2 separate regions of the Homo sapiens genome follow, and region 2 is linked to region 1. Evidence: read pairs that join two places in POLR2A ChIA-PET (ENCODE). Cell type or tissue: HepG2. All regions are shown on one strand. Each heading gives the region's core, and the rest is flanking DNA. Links, peaks and the distances in the headings are about the cores only. Region 1 overlaps LMAN1L (lectin, mannose binding 1 like). Region 2 has its middle 5.5 kb from the start of CYP1A1.

The links. Peaks named below come from ENCODE experiments on the same cell type or tissue, not always from the same donor. Only the 100,000 strongest peaks of a DNase experiment are listed, where the experiment ranks them.
Region 2: POLR2A ChIA-PET joins it to region 1 with 6 read pairs; 4 of 35 experiments call an interaction of 5 or more read pairs at or near these places.

Annotation. Positions count from the first base shown.
Region 1 is chr15:74,814,087-74,823,255 of GRCh38, forward strand. It overlaps LMAN1L (lectin, mannose binding 1 like), which reads left to right. Exons shown (of 14, transcript NM_021819.3): 2 at 2,071-2,225; 3 at 2,341-2,448; 4 at 2,546-2,604; 5 at 4,632-4,731; 6 at 5,066-5,186; 7 at 5,958-6,013; 8 at 6,549-6,681; 9 at 6,989-7,140; 10 at 7,743-7,814; 11 at 8,556-8,623. Among named protein-coding and RNA genes, the nearest start is that of LMAN1L, 5.8 kb to the left of the region's middle. RefSeq lists enhancers at 5,770-6,583, 6,584-7,397, 8,212-9,024. In HepG2, for the core only: a CTCF peak has its summit at 3,388; DNase peaks (open chromatin) are centred at 3,415 and 4,675.
Region 2 is chr15:74,726,468-74,735,636 of GRCh38, forward strand. No RefSeq gene overlaps it. Among named protein-coding and RNA genes, the nearest start is that of CYP1A1, 5.5 kb to the left of the region's middle. RefSeq lists a promoter at 1-673, a cis regulatory region at 1-898, enhancers at 1-805, 41-55, 104-127, 2,691-3,419 and a silencer at 1-57. In HepG2, for the core only: no CTCF peak of the experiment used is centred there; a DNase peak (open chromatin) is centred at 4,644.

The DNA.
Region 1 (9,169 bases), core at 2,532-7,531:
TTGCACTTCAGCCTGGGCACAGAGCCAGACTCTGGCTCAAAAAAAAAAAAAAAAAAGATGTGAGTTCTGAGAAATGGCACGATTCCTAACTAAAGCCAGGACAAAATATCCCTTTTTTTTTTGTGAGATGGAGTTTCACTCTTGTTGCCCAGGCTGGAGTGCAGTGGTGTGATCTTGGCTCACTGCAACCTTCACCTCCCAGATTCAAGTGATTCTCCTGCCTCAGCCTCCTGAGTAGCTGGGATTACAGGTGTGTGCCACCACACGCAGCTAATTTTTGTTTTTGTTTTTGTTTTTTTTTTTTTGAGACGGAGTCTCGTTCTGTTGCCCAGGCTGGAGTGCAGTGGCGTGATCTCGGCTCACTGCAAGCTCCACCTCCTGGGTTCATGCCATTCTCCTGCCTCAGTCTCCCGAGTAGCTGGGACTACAGGTGCCTGCCACCACCCCCAGCTAATTTTTTGTACTTTTAGTAGAGATGGGGTTTCACCTTGTTAGCCAGGATGGTTTCGATCTCCTGACCTCGTGATCCGCCCGCCTTGGCCTCCCAAAGTGCTGGGATTACAGGCGAGCCACCGCGCCCAGCCTAATTTTTGTATTTTTTAAGTAGAGACGGGTTGTCACCATGTTGGCCAGGCTGGTCTTGAACTACTGACCTCAGATGATCCGCCTGCCTCGGCTTCCCAAAGTGCTGGGATTATAGGCATGAGCCACCGCGCCCAGCCCAAAATATTCCTTTAAGATGATAGGCCCTGTCAGTAGGGTTTCTTCCAGTCCTCCTTCATAGAGACACAGGAGGTAACAAAAAGGTGGGCTGTTTCTCACAGCACCAAGCTGGGCCCTGCTTCAGGACCAGGATGGCAAAACTTATACAACACTCACTGCTATGGGCCTTGCCAAATCTGGGTGTCACAGATCATGTGAGGGAGCAGAGGCACCTTCTCCAAGATCACCCAGTGATGTGTGCATTGTCTGTTCATTCATTCGTTCACCCTGATGTTCCTCTGTGCCCAGCCCAGAGATACCAGGCAGAGTGAGGCTGAAGGAGCCCATGGTCTGGGGCAAGGTCTCACCCACAGGCCTTGTAAGGCTGAAAGCCTTCTGCAAGGATTTCAGAGGCAGTGACAGCTTCCAGAGGCCCTGGGACTTGTGGCCTTGCAGCTCTGAGCCTCCCTACCCCCATCCCTGGCCTTTATAGAGCAAACAGGCTGGATTAGCTGCCTCCAGAACGTCCTGGCAGAGTCTGGGCCCTGGGCCAGGTTCCAGGCTGGCAGGTTGGAGGGTGGGGAGCGAGCTCGAGTAGGGCCTCTGAGTTCCCTGCCCCCAGTTCCTGCCAAGACTGCCTCAGTTTCTCTCCCATTCCTTTTTCCTACCATGCAGGGCTCCTTCCTCCCCGCCCCACCACCGCCAGTGGCAATTCTCACACACATACTCCATCCTGCATTCTTTCATCGCAGTCCTGTGGGCCGGTTCTCACCTTCACATCTTTGCTTTCCTGCTTTCCTCACCTTGGAATGCCCCCTAGGTCCTGTCCACCAGGAAGCTCTGGCCTCATTTGGCCACAGCCTAGAGTCTTGGGCCTTCTTGCAGTTACTCCCTCCTAAAGTGCTCTCCTGTGTTCTGTGGTCTCAGGCACTTCCTTTTTTGTCACAAGGCCTCAGTTTCGTCATCTGAGAAATGGGAAGGGTTAGACACAAATCTCTCTCGTGGTGGAAAAAGCTTGTGCTTTGGAGTCATATGGAGCTGAATTCCATCCAATCCACTTAGTTCCTTAACTTTTATGAGCCTCACCTTCCTCATCTGTTAGATGGGGTCTTATAAAAACAGACAGCACACACTGCGGTGAGGCTTCACTGACGACGTGGATGGTGCTGGCATTCATTGCCCTCCCCAGCAAAGGCCCCTCCAGCTGTGCTGGGCTCTGACTCCTGCTTCCCTGGCTGGCCGCTTATTTAATGGTAGGCCTTGGCATTGTCGCCTTCTCTTCCGGGAGCCCAGCCCGGGCCAAGTGAGAGAGTGAAGGGGGAGATGGGGTGTAGTGGAGCCTGGGGCTTGAGCTGCCCTTGTCCACAGACGCCATCCTGGGCCTGGAGGAAGTGCGGCTGACGCCATCCATGAGGAACCGGAGTGGCGCCGTGTGGAGCAGGGCCTCTGTCCCCTTCTCTGCCTGGGAAGTAGAGGTGCAGATGAGGGTGACGGGACTGGGGCGCCGGGGAGCCCAGGGCATGGTGAGTGTCCTCTCCCAGAGCTGACAGAGCGGGGTGGGTCAGGGAGGCGGGTGATGAGCCCCGGGGTCCCAGTATCCCACACGGTTCCCTGAGCTGAGGGGCTGGGGACCTGCAGGCCGTGTGGTACACCCGGGGCAGGGGCCATGTAGGCTCTGTCCTTGGGGGGCTGGCTTCGTGGGACGGCATCGGGATCTTCTTTGACTCTCCGGCAGAGGATACTCAGGTGCGTAGTGGTCTCCTGCCTGCCAGCCCGCCTGCCCGCTCACACCCTCCCCCTCCCGCCATGTCCGCGGCTCAGGCTGCTTCTCACCTCCCTGCAGGACAGTCCTGCCATCCGTGTGCTGGCCAGCGACGGGCACATCCCCTCTGAGCAGCCTGGGTAAGGGCCTGTCTGGACTGACCACTCACCTCCATTTTTGCACTGGGAGGGGCCCATCCCCCCCATCCGAGCCCCTGCCCCAGCCTCCTCCAGCAGGGGGCCCACCCTGCCGGGCCGCCATACTTGCTGGACTCTCTCACTTAGCCGACGTCCGCCCCCCTGGGGCTTGATTCCTTCGACCCAGCAGCCCCAGGTGAAATGACACAGGCTGGGGCCTGTGATGAGTATCTTTGCTCCCATGATCTCATCCCATCTCCAACACCCTCCATAAGTGGGGGGTTATTCGTCCCATTTACAGGTCAGGACATTGAGCCCAGAGAGGGGAAGGGATGTGCCGTGCGCAGTGCTGAACTTTGAGCCCAGACTTACCCCTGGAGGGTCCTCGCCCTTCCCTGCATAGCTGTCCCTTCCCTTTCCCCTGATGATTTGGCTTCTGTCCCTCCCCGGCCCTACTGCCTCCTCAGTAGCTGGGCCGGTTTGTCAGTGTCTCTCAGCAACCTTCTCTCGGCTCATAACAATTAGAGTAATTGCCTGCATTTATGGAGTGAGCTGATTGTATGCCAGGCACAGCACCAAGCCCTTCTCATTTACTGTCTTAGTTAACCCTCATAACATTGTTATGAGGTCGTTCCAATTACCATCCTCGTTTTAGAGATGGGAACACTGGGGTTTGGAGAGATGAGATGGCTTGCCCAAGGTCACATAGCTCGGGGCACAAACCCAGGTGGCTGCTGTGGTGCTGGCTTCTCCCCTGCCCTGTGCTGCCTCCCTCTTGGCGGAAGGCGGCACTGTCAGACGCTCTGCTGTGAGTAGCCTGAGGTGTCCAGAGACACTCAGCGTTTAACACTCTTCTCCTGACTCCCCAGAGCCTGCCGAGCCGACCTGTCAGGGAGGCAGCCTGGTCACATTGTCCTTGGCTGCCGGGACATGTCCAGGTCATCCGTCCTGAGTCAGCTGCATTCTGAGCCCTGGCAGCTGGGAGAGGAAAAGGAAGCCAGAGGCACAGAGGACTTGGAGTTTAAAAGAAGGAGGAGGGAGAGGCCAGGCACAGTGGCTCACGCCTGTAATCCCAGCATTTTGGGAGGCTGAGGCGGGCTAATCACCTGAGGTCAGGAGTTTGAGACCAGCCTGGCCAACATGGTGAAACCCTGTCTCTACTAAAAATTAAAAAAATTAGCCGGGTGTGGTGGCGAGCACCTGTAATCCCAGCTACTCGGGAGGCTGAGGCAGGAGAACCGCTTGAACCCAGGAGGCAAAGGTTGCAGTGAGCCGAGATCGCGCCACTGCACTCCAGCCAGGGCAACAGAGCAAGACTCCGTCTCAGAAAAAAAAAAAAAAAGAGAGAGAGAAGAAGGAGGGACGTAAGGGTGATAGGACGAGGGTGATAGGTGGGTCGGGGGAATGGAGGGCAGAAACTGTATTGTTGGTCCAGGCCTTTGTCCCCTTAAGGAAGGGCCACAGGGAGGCCCCTGGCCCCTTCTGTAAATCCAAGTCCCAACACTCCGTCAGGCAGGGCTTGCTTCCCCTGCTCCTCTCTCTTCTGCCAAGGGAGCAGGGTACAACAAGGGAGACTCAAGCTAGACAAGGTACATGTCCCATGCCAGCTCGCCCAGCGGAAAGGGAGGTGGCACAGCAAATCTGGGCAGAGTGGCTTCTGGGACTGCCCTCACTGTCCAGGCCTTGAGTCCTGTATATCCTGGCTGGATTCCAACTGCCCACAAGAGTCAGGCATGGTGGCTCACACCTGTAATCCCAGCACTTTGGCAGCCAAGACAGGTGGATCACTTGAGGTCAGGAGTTTGAGACCAGCCTGACCAACAATGTGAAACCCCATCTCTGCTAAAAATACAAAAATTAGCCGGGCATGGTGGTGCATGCCTGTAGTCTCAGCTACTTGGGAGGCTGAGGTGGGAGGATCACTTGAGCCCAGCAGGCAGAAGTTGCAATGAGCCACAACTGCACCACTGCACTCCAGCCTGGGCAGCGACTCTTTCTCAAAAACAAACAAATGAACAAACTGCCCACAGGGATGGAGCTAGCCAAGGGCTGGGCTCCTGTCATTGGGACTTCCGGAACCGGCCACACCCCTTCAGAGCACGGATCACCTACTGGGGGCAGAGGCTGCGCGTGAGTCACCCTTCCTGCTTCTGACAGGGCTCTGAGTTACAGAGCTGCTATGTGTGCGTGCCCACGGCCCCAACACACCAGTGCCTGTGACACCACGTGAGGTCCCTGGCACACACGGGCCAACATCCACAGGGGATCCTCCATCCCTACACAGAATCCTAACACTCACCCAGAGCACATACATGTAAGGGCTCACATGAGACCAGGAGTGCGGGTCACCTCCATGCCATTCTGATACCAAGCCCTAGGGCCACCTGCCATCCCACGGCCAGGGGAGCCAGGGAGTCAGAGGTAGGGACACCCCCCCACTGCTCACTCTCTCCATGTCCCTCAGATGTCCTTGAACAGTGGCCTCACTCCCAGTGATCCAGGTGAGTTCTGTGTGGATGTGGGGCCCCTGCTTTTGGTCCCTGGAGGTTTCTTTGGGGTCTCAGCAGCCACCGGCACCCTGGCAGGTGAGGATCCCACTGGACAGGTAAGAGCAGAAGGGCAGTGATGAATAAATCACCCTCAGCACACCTTCTAAAGAGCACTGGGGTGGCGTCAGCCACTTCACCACATGACCTGGGCTTCTGTGACCCTTGGGAGAAGTCATGTCTGCCTTGAGACTTGCAAGTCTCAAATGGGATAAAACAAGAGAAGCTTTGATTTCAGTGCTGGCCACATAAGTGCCCCTAGCTGTGAGTTGCGGGACAAGTGGAAGACAGACAGCAAAGAGGGGCATTTAGGAAAATGGAGCAAAGAAATGTGACACCATGGAGAGTCCACGGAGGGTCCCACAGCGGGAAAGCTGAGGGCAACCAGAGCGTGGGAGTCCTTGAATGCCAGGACCTTGGTCTGGTTTCTGAGGAGGAGAGTGACATGGTCAGAGCTATGCTGGAAAGGTGGCCACTGTGCAGTTGCTACTACCAGTAGCAGCTGTGCTCTGGGGGCCTAAGAGTGTCAGATGGTCTGCTGCCATGGCTCTAGCCCAGGATGTTTTGGGATCGTCCAGTTCTGCCACAGGGGCCTGCCTCTGACTGAGTGTGAGGTTCAACCCTCACCACCCACCCGTCTACCTGTCAACCCTCACACCTTTCCTAGGAAGTAAGCAAGACAAGCATCAGACGGTGGCCCAAAGTCACCCCTCTTGCCTCGGTGGGATATCATGGCGGTTAGGGTGAAGGCTGAGCGAGGGGGTTGCTGGGTGGAGGGGTCTTACTTCTCCTTCATCTGTCCCCTTCCAGATGATCATGATGTCCTGTCCTTCCTGACCTTCAGCCTGAGTGAGCCCAGCCCAGAGGTGATGCCAGCCCTGGCCTACCTGGGAATGGCAGCCCAGGGACCCTGCCCTCACCCATGTCATGGTGCCCTCAGACCTGCCATTCCAGCCCTTACCTCCACCTGGCCTCTGAGCTCTGCTCAGGCCAGACCTTGTGCAGGGCAGTGCTGCGGGCCAGGGCCGGTGTGTGAGGTCTCGCAGGCTGGCTGGCTCAGGCTGTGACATTACAGTTCAGAGCGATCAGTGCCAGGTCTCAAAAGGTGCAGGGGGCTGTGGGAGCACAGAGGAGGAGTCCCAACCAGCCAGGGGGTCAAGGAAGGCTGCCTGGAGGAGATGAGCTTAAAGGAGCCTCGGACCAGCACATATAGGCTTGAGGCCACAGCAGGGAGGGAAGATGGTGGGGATCTGCGTGAAGGCAGAACTCAGAGGGCTGGAAACTGCAGGGCCAGCTGGCCAGGGAGGAAGGCTGGGCTCGTGGGGAAGCCTGTGGGAAGGCTCCCCTTGCTTCTGGATCTCCCATGGGTTTGGGGCCCGACTTTCTGTCTTCCTCCCCTAGGTTCCCCCTCAGCCCTTCCTGGAGATGCAGCAGCTCCGCCTGGCGAGGCAGCTGGAAGGGCTGTGGGCAAGGCTGGGCTTGGGCACCAGGGAGGATGTAACTCCAAAATCAGACTCTGAAGCTCAAGGAGAAGGTAGGGACCGAGAGAGCGGGCAGGTGGCGCCCATCTGAGTGTCACAGCATCCTCCACCCTTATGACCAGGGGTCCTTTAATCAGTAGGGAAACTGAGGCCTGAGGAGGCCACATCTAAGCAGGCCCTGGGCCCAAGTGTTCTGTGCTATCCCCACCTTACCACTCAGACTCATCTTCCAGGAGAGGGTCTTGGAGGCAGCAGCCACACCTTCTGGCACCCCTCTCCAAGAAGCCACCCCAAAGATAAGATAGGCTGTGTTACCCCACCATGGCTGGCTGCCCATCCCAGCTCTGCCCTAATCCCCAGGGGAAAGGCTCTTTGACCTGGAGGAGACGCTGGGCAGACACCGCCGGATCCTGCAGGCTCTGCGGGGTCTCTCCAAGCAGCTGGCCCAGGCTGAGAGACAATGGAAGAAGCAGCTGGGGCCCCCAGGCCAAGCCAGGCCTGACGGAGGCTGGGTGAGAAGCCCTACAGGCATCCAAGGCTCCACCTGCGGGCCTGAAAGAGGAGCAAGCACTGTAGTCAGCAACTAGTCTCCCCTAAGGCCTGGAGGGAAAGGAAGGCAGGGATGAAATGCTGCAGGTCACAGGATGGGGCAGGGCAGCATGCAGGATGGCATCTCTGCACAAGCAAATGCGCACGGGGCTGGGGCTGAGGCTGGGGCTGGGGAGAGGAGATGCCAGCTATTTGGACTCAGCTCTGTAGATGAATGACAGAAATAGACTAGGTGCTAATTTGCATGTAGCTTCACATGCGATTTGCATAGGGCTTGCTTAATGCTCAGTTGCACCAGAAGCCTCATTGCATCTCCATTGCCATCTGGCTCCTCCCCCAGGGAGTCATAACTCGGGTCATGCCCAGCCTGGGGGCCTGAGAGCTAAACTCAGCCAAGGTGTTAGATACTGGGCAGAGGAGGCCAGCAGCTCTTGTGGGCTTTGCTGGGCTCTGACAGCTCGAGGTTTTAATCTTGTGTCAGAGCAGCTTAGGCTGGGCTGCTAGTGTGGGGAAGAGGGGAGGGGACTTACACTCCAGGGCCAAGCCTCTCTGATCCTATCCCCAGGCCCTGGATGCTTCCTGCCAGATTCCATCCACCCCAGGGAGGGGTGGCCACCTCTCCATGTCACTCAATAAGGTAGGGACCCAAACACTGGGTGTTGACCAGCACTGGCCCCAGCTTGGCTGGTGCTCTGGGAGAACCAGGGCAGAGAGGACTGGGCTGGGCCTCTGCTTCCTTCAGGGGACAGAACCACTTTTAGAAGGGAGACGTATTTTGGCTTGGCATGGTGGCTCACGCGTGTAATCCTAGCACTTTGGGAGGCCAAGGCGGACAGATCACGAGGTCAAAAGACTGACACCATCGGGCAGATCACAAGGTCAAAAGATCGAGACCATCCTGGCCAACATGGTGAAACCCTGTCTCTACTGAAAATACAAAAATTATACAAAAATTAGCTGGGCGTGGTGGCATGCATCTGTAGTCCCAGCTACTTGGGAGGCTGAGGCAGAAGAATCGCTTGAACCCAGGAGGCAGAGGTAGCAGTGAGCTGAGATTGTGCCACTGCACTCCAGCCTGGCCGCAGAGCAAGACTCCATCTCAAATAAATAAATAAGAAGGGAGAAGTATTTTGAGAAAACCCTGAAGTGGCCACTGTTGGGAGGAAACAACCACCCCTGGGGAGAGGGGCGTGAGTGGAGGGGGAATGTGGATGCCCTTATGGATGAGGTCAGAGAAACACAGTGTGTCCAAATAAGGAGGCCCTGGTAATCTGGGAAGGCCTCTGGAAGGAAGAGGCTGCAGTGCCGCTGGGAAGGTGGGCTCTGAGAAGAGAGGGGCTATGTCCTGGGCCCTAGACAAGAGGCTGCCCCTCTGCAGGACTCTGCCAAGGTCGGTGCCCTGCTCCATGGACAGTGGACTCTGCTCCAGGCCCTGCAAGAGATGAGGTAAGGGACTGGGTGGGGACCCCTCCACCACCTTGTTTCTCCGCCTTAAGTTCCTCCATTAGCCCTTCATTCCTTCCATCATTTCCTGAGCGCCCAGCACACAGCCTGTCAATTGGAAGGGCTACTGGTGGAGTTAGGTTTGTTGAGTTGACTTGAATTTAATTGAATCAAGTTTAATGTTTTGCAAGTCCTAGTTAAAAAGCAATTCTCTCCTGGAGAAGCCCATCATGAAGGCCCCCTCAGACACTCCCACCCTCAGGAGGCTTAAGAAATCTGAGCATTCCTTCAATGGCAGCTCCTAGGATGAGGGGCATTTTGTTGGGGGCTCTTGGAGAGGGAGCACAGCCAAGATCAGACCAGTTGGATGAGACAGTCCCTGACTTGGTTTTGTGCCCCCATTAACTTCCCGGTATCCCACTCTAGGCCAGGCCTCTGGAGCCCTGGGGGTTGGGGGAGTCCTGGGGATGCTGTGGAGGAGGCATGCATCCCAGGCTGAAGCCTAAAGCCCCACCTGTACACACACAGCTAGATGCCTAGGGTTGGGGG
Region 2 (9,169 bases), core at 2,496-7,495, 88 kb before region 1:
GTCCCCGCCCCACCTGGCCCGGAGGCGCGGTGCCCAGGCGTTGCGTGAGAAGGACCGGAGGCCCGCGCAGCCACCCAGCCGACCCATTCCCCGGCCCGGCGCGGGGGCTCGCAGTCACGCGAGGGGGGAGGGAGTCGGGGCGGGGCTCTTAAAGGGCCAGCCTCGCGCGCGGCGTGGGGTTGGGGTGGAGGGAGAGGAACTGTCGAAGGGTGGCGGGTGCGCGATTGAATAAGGGGATGCGGTGCAAAGGGTCTAGGTCTGCGTGTGGCTTCTGCCTGCGAGGAGAGGCAGCCTGCATGTGTCCGCATTTTCGGTCCACGCCTGTGGCACGACACGAAGCCCCAGTGCCATTTGGCATGGCCTAGCTGCCTGCCTCCGACGCTGTCCCGCCCTCCGGAACCTTCCTGTTACAGGGTTTCCAGGAAAAAAAAAGTTGTATTTGCGTGCCTAGCTCAACCTGGCCCCAGCTAACATCGTTACGCGCCATCCCCGACGTGCTCCCCAACCCGGTGGCACCACCATCCGTCGCTGGTCCAGGCCAGAAAATAATCCCCTCACCTCCCATTCCGGTCATATGCGGCCTCGTGCATTGCACAAATATTTACCAAGCAACTACTATGTGCCAGGAGCTGTTCGGAGGCGCTGGCGATTGACAGAGAAGGGAACACAGCTGACAGCACTCCTAATCTCGTGGAGTTTACATTCTGATGGAAGGAGACAAGTAATATGCCCCAAATCTAGAGAATGTGAGAGGGTAAAAAGTGCGGTTGAAAAAAATTAAACAGAAAAGGCGTACGGATTATGTGAGGGCAGATTGCAATTCAAAACAAGGGGGTCAGGGAAGGCCTTGCGGAGAGAGGCAGGAGTGTGGAGTCAAGAATCAATGTGCATAGATATCTGGATAAAAAGTGTACCTGGGCAGGTGCGGTGGCTCACGCCTGTAATCCCAGGACTTTGGAAGGCCGAGTCGGGAGGATCGCCTGAGGTCAGGAGTTCAAGACCAGCCTGGCCAATATGGCAAAACCCCATCTCTATCAAAAATACAAAAATTAGCCGGGCATGGTGTTGCTCACCTGTAATCCCAGATACTGGGGCGGTGAGGGGGGTTTGGGGGGAGTGGAGTCAGGCAGGAGAATTGCTTGAACCTGGGAGGCAGATGTTGCAGTGAGCTGAGATCACGCCACTGCACTCCAGCCTGGGTGACAGAGCGAGACTCCATCTCAAATAAAAGACTGCAACTGGCAGAGGGAATAAGCAAAATCAAAGCCTCCCGCCACCCCCCACCACAGTGGTTCTTGAAGGACCGAGCAGTACCAGGGATGTGCAGAGGTCATGTGACTGGGGAGTTCTCCTGGCATGTAGTCCAGGGGGATGGGATGCCCATGAGGCACAGCGCCCTGCCGCATGTGCAGGGAGCACCCCATTGAGAGACATGAGACTTCCTCTGTGCGAGATAGAGACATGGCTGGGGTGTAAGAGAAGCAAGGTCACTCGGGCTACTGTGCTAAGAATAGGAGGCACATTTCTCTGCTTGGCATCTGCTTTGGCATCTGTCCAGCTCCACTGCCACAACTCATCCAGGGCCCATCATTGCTCCCTGGAGCACTTAGCCTCCACCTAGGTTCCCATTTGCCTTTTGCTCCGTCCAATTACTTCTCCATCCTGTGGCACCCAGAGTGGTCCTGTCAAAAATGCAAAATCTCATTCCATCACCACCTTGCTTAAATTTCTTTGGTAGCTCCCACCACTCTGAAGGCAGGAATAAGAATCTTTAGCAGCTCTCCCTCTCCCTCTCCCTCTCCCTCTCCCTCCCTCTCCCTGTCCCCTCTTTCCACGGTCTCCCTCTGATGCCGAGCCAAAGCTGGACTGTACTGCTGCCATCTCGGCTCACTGCAACCTCCCTGCCTGATTCTCCTGCCTCAGCCTGCCGAGTGCCTGCGATTGCAGGCGCGCGCCGCCACGCCTGACTGGTTTTCGTATTTTTTTGGTGGAGACGGGGTTTCGCTGTGTTGGCCGGGCTGGTCTCCAGCTCCTAACAGGGAGTGATCCGCCAGCCTCGGCCTCCCGAGGTGCCGGGATTGCAGACGGATTCTGGTTCACTCAGTGCTCAATGGTGCCCAGGCTGGAGCGCAGTGGCGTGATCTCGGCTCGCTACAACCTCCACCTCCCACCCGCCTGCCTTGGCCTCCCAAAGTGCCGAGATTGCAGCCTCTGCCCGGCCGCCACCCCGTCTGGGAAGTGAGGAGCGTCTCTGCCTGGCCGCCCATCGTCTGGGACGTGAGGAGCCCCTCTGCCTGGCTGCCCAGTCTGGAAAGTGAGGAGCGTCTCTGCCCCACCGCCATCCCATCTAGGAAGTGAGGAGCGTCTCTGCCCGGCAGCCCATCGTCTGAGATGTGGGGAGCGCCTTTGCCCTGCTGCCCCGTCTGGGATGTGAGGAGCGCCTCTACCCAGCCGCGACCCCGTCTGGGAGGTGAGGAGCGTCTCTGCCCGGCCGCCCCGTCTGAGAATCAAGGAGACCCTCCGCCTGGCAACCGCCCCGTCTGAGAAGTGAGGAGCCCCTCCGCCCGGCAGCCACCCCGTCTGGGAAGTGAGGAGCGTCTCCGCCCGGCAGCCACCCCGTCCGGGAGGGAGGTGGGGGTCAGCCCCCGCCAGGCCAGCCGCCCCGTCCGGGAGGGAGGTGGGGGGGTCAGCCCCCCGCCCGGCCAGCCGCCCTGTCCGGGAGGGAGGTGGGGGGGTCAGCCCCCCGCCCGGCCAGCCGCCTCGTCCGGGAGGTGAGGGGCGCCTCTGCCCGGCCGCCCCTACTGGGAAGTGAGGAGCCCCTCTGCCCGGCCACCACCCCATCTGGGAGGTGTACCCAACAGCTCATTGAGAACGGGCCATGATGACAATGGCGGTTTTGTGGAATAGAAAGAGGGGAAAAGCGGGGAAAAGATTGAGAAATCGGATGGTTGCCGTGTCTGTGTAGAAAGAGGTAGACATGGGAGACTCTTCATTTTGTTCTGTACTAAGAAAAATTCTTCTGCCTTGTGATCCTGTTGATCTGTGACCTTACCCCCAACCCTGTGCCCTCTGAAACATGTGCTGTGTCCACTCAGGGTTAAAGGGATTAAGGGCAGTGCAAGTTGTGCTTTGTTAAACAGATGCTTGAAGGCAGCATGCTCGTTAAGAGTCATCACCACTCCCTAATCTCAAGTACCCAGGGACACAAACACTGCGGAAGGCCGCAGGGTCCTCTGCCTAGGAAAACCAGAGACCTTTTTTCACTTGTTTATCTGCTGACCTTCCCTCCACTATTGTCCTATGACCCTGCCAAATACCCCTCTGCGAGAAACACCCAAGAATGATCAATAAAAAAAAAAAAAAAAATAAGGACATGCTTGAAGCCTCCTCAAACCACGAGCAATAAATCCATCCTGCACTCTTGAAAAAAAAAAAAAAAGTATCTTTAGCAGAACCTACCAGGCCTGCCTGCCTCTAGTTCTAGTGTCCCCTACCTTGAGTCTCAGATAAAACATCACTTCCTCTGGGATGCCTTCCTGGATTCTCCCCCCAGAAAATTATGTTTCTCCTGGTCGCTGTTTCCAGCACTTCTCCACGGTAATTCTTAGGACACTGGATACTTGCTATAGCCCCGACCCAACCTGCCACTTCTTTCCGTATGCTCTAACAAGGAAAACCAACCTGCAGGAAATTGATCTGATAAGCCAAGTCCAGGCAAGATATTAATAACTGGTAAAGGAATTAGACACAGCTATACTATACACAGGCCAAATGGCAAGAGAGATGTTGAATCCAAAGTGCTCATGCTATAATGGTGGAATTTAGGCAACAGAACAGGCAGGAGACAAGGGAGGTATTGCTGGGCTTTCTCAGCACCCTTCCAATTATTCTACTCTCTGCATCTTTGATTCAGTCTGAGGAGCTTCATGGTACCCAAGAGAGGTCTGTCCTTCAATCCTAGTTGGAGCTAGAGCCACAGAGAACGAGCCTGTGTGGAAGCCATGGCAAGGAAGTGGAAAGCAAGGCACTCCTAGATCCTCCAACATGCTCTGCAGCACAACCTCTTCTTCAGCTTCCCAGGGTCCCCACCAATGCCCCAGCGCTGGAGAATCATGGCAGCCTGGTCACCAGGGCTGGAAGACCAACTAGTGCTAGGGCTCCCAACCAGGGACCCTTCTCTTGATAGAAAGTGCGTTGCTTTGCTTGCATTATCTAAGAGGCTCTTGACTCCTCAAAAACTCATTAGCTAATAAAACCAATTCGTCTCTCACTTCTTAGGTGGAGAGATGGGTGCCAGAAAAGAAAAGGCCCAAGTACGCATGGCAAATCAAAGCAGAGCCTAGAACTCCAGCTTCTTGCTTCTAGGCCAGGGCCCGTCTCACCATAACTTATCATCCCAGACTATGAGTGAAGCCCCAGGGGGCCAAAGGTAGACAGACTCAGCCCCTGGGCCAGGGCCCCTCACCTCTCCACACCCCTGGACTGGTGCACTGGGGTTACAAGAGATGTTGCACTTCTCATCACCAAGCCGTATCTTGGCTAACAGTTCACAATAACAGGAAGGGGGCCCACACTGAGCACTGGGCAGAGAAGGAGGGAGTCAGGCAGGAGGTTAGAGGACCTTGGCCTGGAGCTGAACACTCATTCCTGGGTCAAAGTTTGCATGCCTTTGCGTGAGAAGCTCTTTGGCTAGGATTCCCTAGTGATCAATACCAGGAGCAGGGGCAGAAGTGCTGGGGAGGGGAAAGGGCTCTGGGCTGGAGAGATCGAGACAGCTGAGAGGCCTTAGCCCAGCAAAATCATCAGCCTAGGGCTTTCAGTGAGCCCTGCTGAAGGCTGTGGGCAAAGGGGACTGGAAGACAAGCAAGATCCACAGCAAACCCCTGCCCCATGGTAGAGATGGGAGTCATACCCTAGACAAGTCCTGTGATGAGTCTGGAGATGCTGCAGGAGCTGTGAGGAGGCTGGGGCAGGAGGGGTGTTAAAGGGATGCTCCCCGGAGAGTGGAGAACTAGAGAAGGCCCCTGGAGTCTAAGGAGCATAGGAAGGGCATTCCTAGCATGGGGAAGAGACACAATGTGAACAACAGATAGTAGTGGGAGGTCGGGGTGAGGCAGTTTGGGTGGATGTGGAGAACTGGGACTTGTCTCCCAATGTGTCCTCTCCCCACCCAGTCATCCCCTTCTCCTACTGAGATCTGAGCCTGAGCATCTTCCCTTCCTCTCCTGCCTGTGCCCAGAGAGCCAGATAGATTGAGTTTGCAGGATACAGGGCTCAGATGGGGCAGCTCTTGGCTCCCTGGCTCTTGGCTGCTATAGTTAGGATGACAGTATTTTCCCAGGACAGTCTAAGCCTGTTGTCATGGAAGAATTGTTAAAAGTGCCCTCTTTCACTCTCAAAAGATCCTGGCTTAGATGATAATAAGTTATATAGTCACCCCAGTGATGGTGGGCATGGGTGGGTTTTGGGGGCCCAGCATCTGTTCTCCCTTCTTTTGGCAATACCACATCAATTGTCCTTTCGGGATCACCTCACCCCTACTCTCAGCCCATAGGGTTACTGTAGCTGACCCACCCCAGGCCAAGCCAATGAGAACCCTATGGGAGTTTCCCAACACCCCCTGCCTTCTGTTGCTCGCCAGAGTGCAGTGGTGCGATCTTGGCTCACTGCAAACTCCACCTCCTGGGTTCAAGCAATTCTTCTGACTCAGCCTCCCAGGTAGCTGGGATTACAGGCGCCTGCTACCACACCCAGCTAATTTTTTTTTTTTTTTTTTGTATTTTTAGTAGAGACGGGGTTTCACCAAGTTGGCCAGGCTGGTCTTGAACTCCTGACCTCAGGTGATCCCCCCTGCCTTGGCCTCCCTGGGATTATAGGCGTGAGCCACCACACCTGGCCCCCTATGGGAGTTTTGATGAAATCATTGGAAAAGAGAGGTTCTCCTTCTGTCAGAGGTGGCTACACTGGCTAGAAAGTAAGTCTGAAGCTGCCAGTAGTCATTTTTTAAGGAAGCCGGCCTTAGAATGATACCTACTCAAGGAAAAGCAGATCTGGGAGATGAGGGGAGGAAGCGGGGGGGAAATTGAAGACATTAAGCCTCTAGATCCAGTTATTCCTGAAGTCAATGAAGTTCACCCATAGAAGGTCCCTGTTAAAAAACCAATATCACCATCACCTCCCCCTTCTCTTCCTGTCTCCCTCTTTTTCCTTCTTCTTCACCCCTGCCTCATTCTCTTCCTCCTCTTCCCTCTCCTCCTCCTCCTCTTCTTTCTTTTCTAGTATGAGGTGGGTTTGGGGGACTTACAACTGCAAGAACACAAACCTGCCAGCCAGGAAGCCTTACCTGGCAGAGCTCTCTGAGTGACTAAAGCCTGGTACTTGCAGGCCCCAAGAAGACCTACCCAGGTTGAACAGAGTCCTAAGAGGTTACTTCTATCTAGCAGCTTCCCACTGGTCTGCTTCTGTACCTAAATGGCCACCATCCGAACCACTGTGGGAGGCAAATTGTATCTCCAGAAGACCCCATGATGGTGTCAAGTTGTTGGCTGGACAGTTCCTGTGAGAGAAGCCATGTGCGTGACATTGTTGATCAGTTGAGTCTGCGCCGTGTCACTGTGCAGTTCCTCCTGCACTCCCAGCAGTCTGGGAGCAGAGCTCACCACCATGGAGGCTGGAGGCTCCTTGGCTCCAAGCAAATAGCCAACAAGGGAAAGGAGGAGAAAACGGAACCCAGAGAGGGTTGCTATGGAAAGGCTATAGACAGGAGCTGTGGCCTTCAGTAGAGGGTCACAGCTAGTGCTCAAAGACCCGCAGAGAAACAGCCTACATGTTCCAACCTCGCTCCATTCGTGCTCTCTGTCCTGCTGGTGACTTCCATGAATGGAACCTAACTGGAAGCCAGGATGCAAAGAGTCCATGAATGCAGCCTGCATAAGTTAGCCCTCTAGGACAGTGGGCAGAGAAGGGTGGAAAGTGAGTCTGGAGAGACAAGTGGAAAGCATCTAGTGCTCTACCCCAGGGCCTTTGCACTTGCTCCTCCCTTCACCAGCAAACTTTTTTTTAAAGCTTGCTTGCATTTATCTTTTCCCCCTTCCCCAATTTTTATTTGTTTATTTTTCATACAAATATATGGGGTACAAGTGCAATTTTGTTACATGCATAGATTGCAAAGTGGTCAGGCCAGGACTTTTAAGGTACCCAAAAGCATTGTACAATTACCCATTAAGTAATTTCTCATCATCCACCTCCTTTACCAGAAAACTCTTCTTTCCCAAAATCCTCATGTCTTACTTCCTCAAATATCACTTTCTCAGTATGCCTTCTCCTATAGTTTTGTTTTTGTTTTTTTGAGACAGTCTCACCGGGTTTGCAGTGGCATGATCTCAGCTCACTGCAACCTCTGCCTCCTGGGTTCAAGCAATTCTCCTGCCTCAGCCTCCCGAGTAGCTGGGATTACAGGTGCCCACCACCATGCTCAGCTAATTTTTGTATTTTTAGTAGAGACGGGATTTCACCATGTTGGCCAGCCTTGTCTCGAACTCCTGACCTCAGGTGATCCACCCTCCTCGGCCTCCCAAAGTGCTGGGATTACAGGTGTGAGTCACCACGCCCAGACTCTCATATAGTTTGGATGTTTGTCTCCTCCAAATCTCACGTTGAAATGTAATCCCCAATGTTGGAGGTGGGGGCTGGTGGGAGGTGATTGGGTCATGGGGTCGGATCCTCATAAATGGTTTAGCACCATCCCCTTGGTGCTAAGTGAGTTCTCACCCTAAGTTCATGTGAGATCCGATTATTTAAAAGTATGTGGCACCTCCCCCTACCCTTGTTCCTGCTTTCTCTTGCACCCGCTTTGCCTTCTGGGATGATTGTAAGGTTCCTGAGGCCCGCACCGGAAGCAGATGCTGCATCCATGCTGGTACTGCCTCCAGAACCATGAGCCAATTACACCTCTTTTCTTTATCAATTACCCAGTCTCAGGTATTCCTTACCTTCCTTGGCCATCCCACCTAAAACTGTTACCCTGACTCATAGTTTCTATCCTTCTCTCTACTTAATTTTATAGCACTTAGAGACTCCAAACATACTGTATATTTTGCGTATTTATGTTGCAGATAGGCTATATCCCTCAACTAAAATGTAAGCTCCAACAGAGCAGGCACTTTGATCTCTTGTGATCAATGCTTCACGAATAGCATCTAGCACATAGCAGATGCTAAATAGATAGTTGTTAAATAATTGAATTTAAGCGTGGCAGGCCCCCAAGTGGGAAAATACACGAGATTTGAAGTGGCAGAGGCCTTGTGTGAGAGTCTGGTTCCTGGTAGGCAGGGCACCAAGTCCAAGACAGTCAGCTGAATGGATCCCCTCAGCTCAGATGCTTTTTTAATGCCTGCTAGATGGGCGTTAATCATTTTGCTCCCAGGAGATAGGTGATCAGGTACACTCCTGCCTTAAGAAGTTCATCTTGGTCTGGCCTAGCTTAGCATCCTGCCTTGTGCCAGCTTCACTCTATCCAAGACCAACATCTGGGCTGGGTCTCACTGCCAACCACATGGCCATGATCCTCAGACTTTCCCAACCTCCTCCAATTTTAAAGTCTCCAGGTTCCTCCCAACAGGATGGCTTCTCTCTACACACCCCAGATACACCACAGTAATCAGGGGAGATCAGGCTCTGCAGCTGCTCTCAGCAGGATTGGGACAAAAATCCTCCATGTTTTGGTGGGTGGGGAAGGGCTATGAAGATCCAGCCTCCGGGATGCTGCCCAGAGAAAGCTGGGGAGCAGGTGGCCCAGAGCTTCTGGACTGACCCTAGATGGAGGGCAGTGGAGATGAAAGGAGATCTTCTTTTTCCTTTCTCTTCTGCCTTTAATAACATCAAATATGATTAATTTAGGTCCATATTATAGATGAGAATTTGACTAATTCTTCTCAGGTTAGCAGTTTATTATTGCACAAATGTTTCCCAAGCCAATGAATTATGAAATAAGCCTTGCAGGGGAATGTTTGAGCTACTGAAGGGCATGTTCGGCATGATCAGAGGAACACTCTGTTTCCAAGTTAGTAATGCCTCTTTACATATAAACACTGATGTTTGTTGATAATGAACATTCATGTCCTCAATCAAAGCAGAGCCTCTGGGGACACTTCTCTATCAGCCAAGTGCT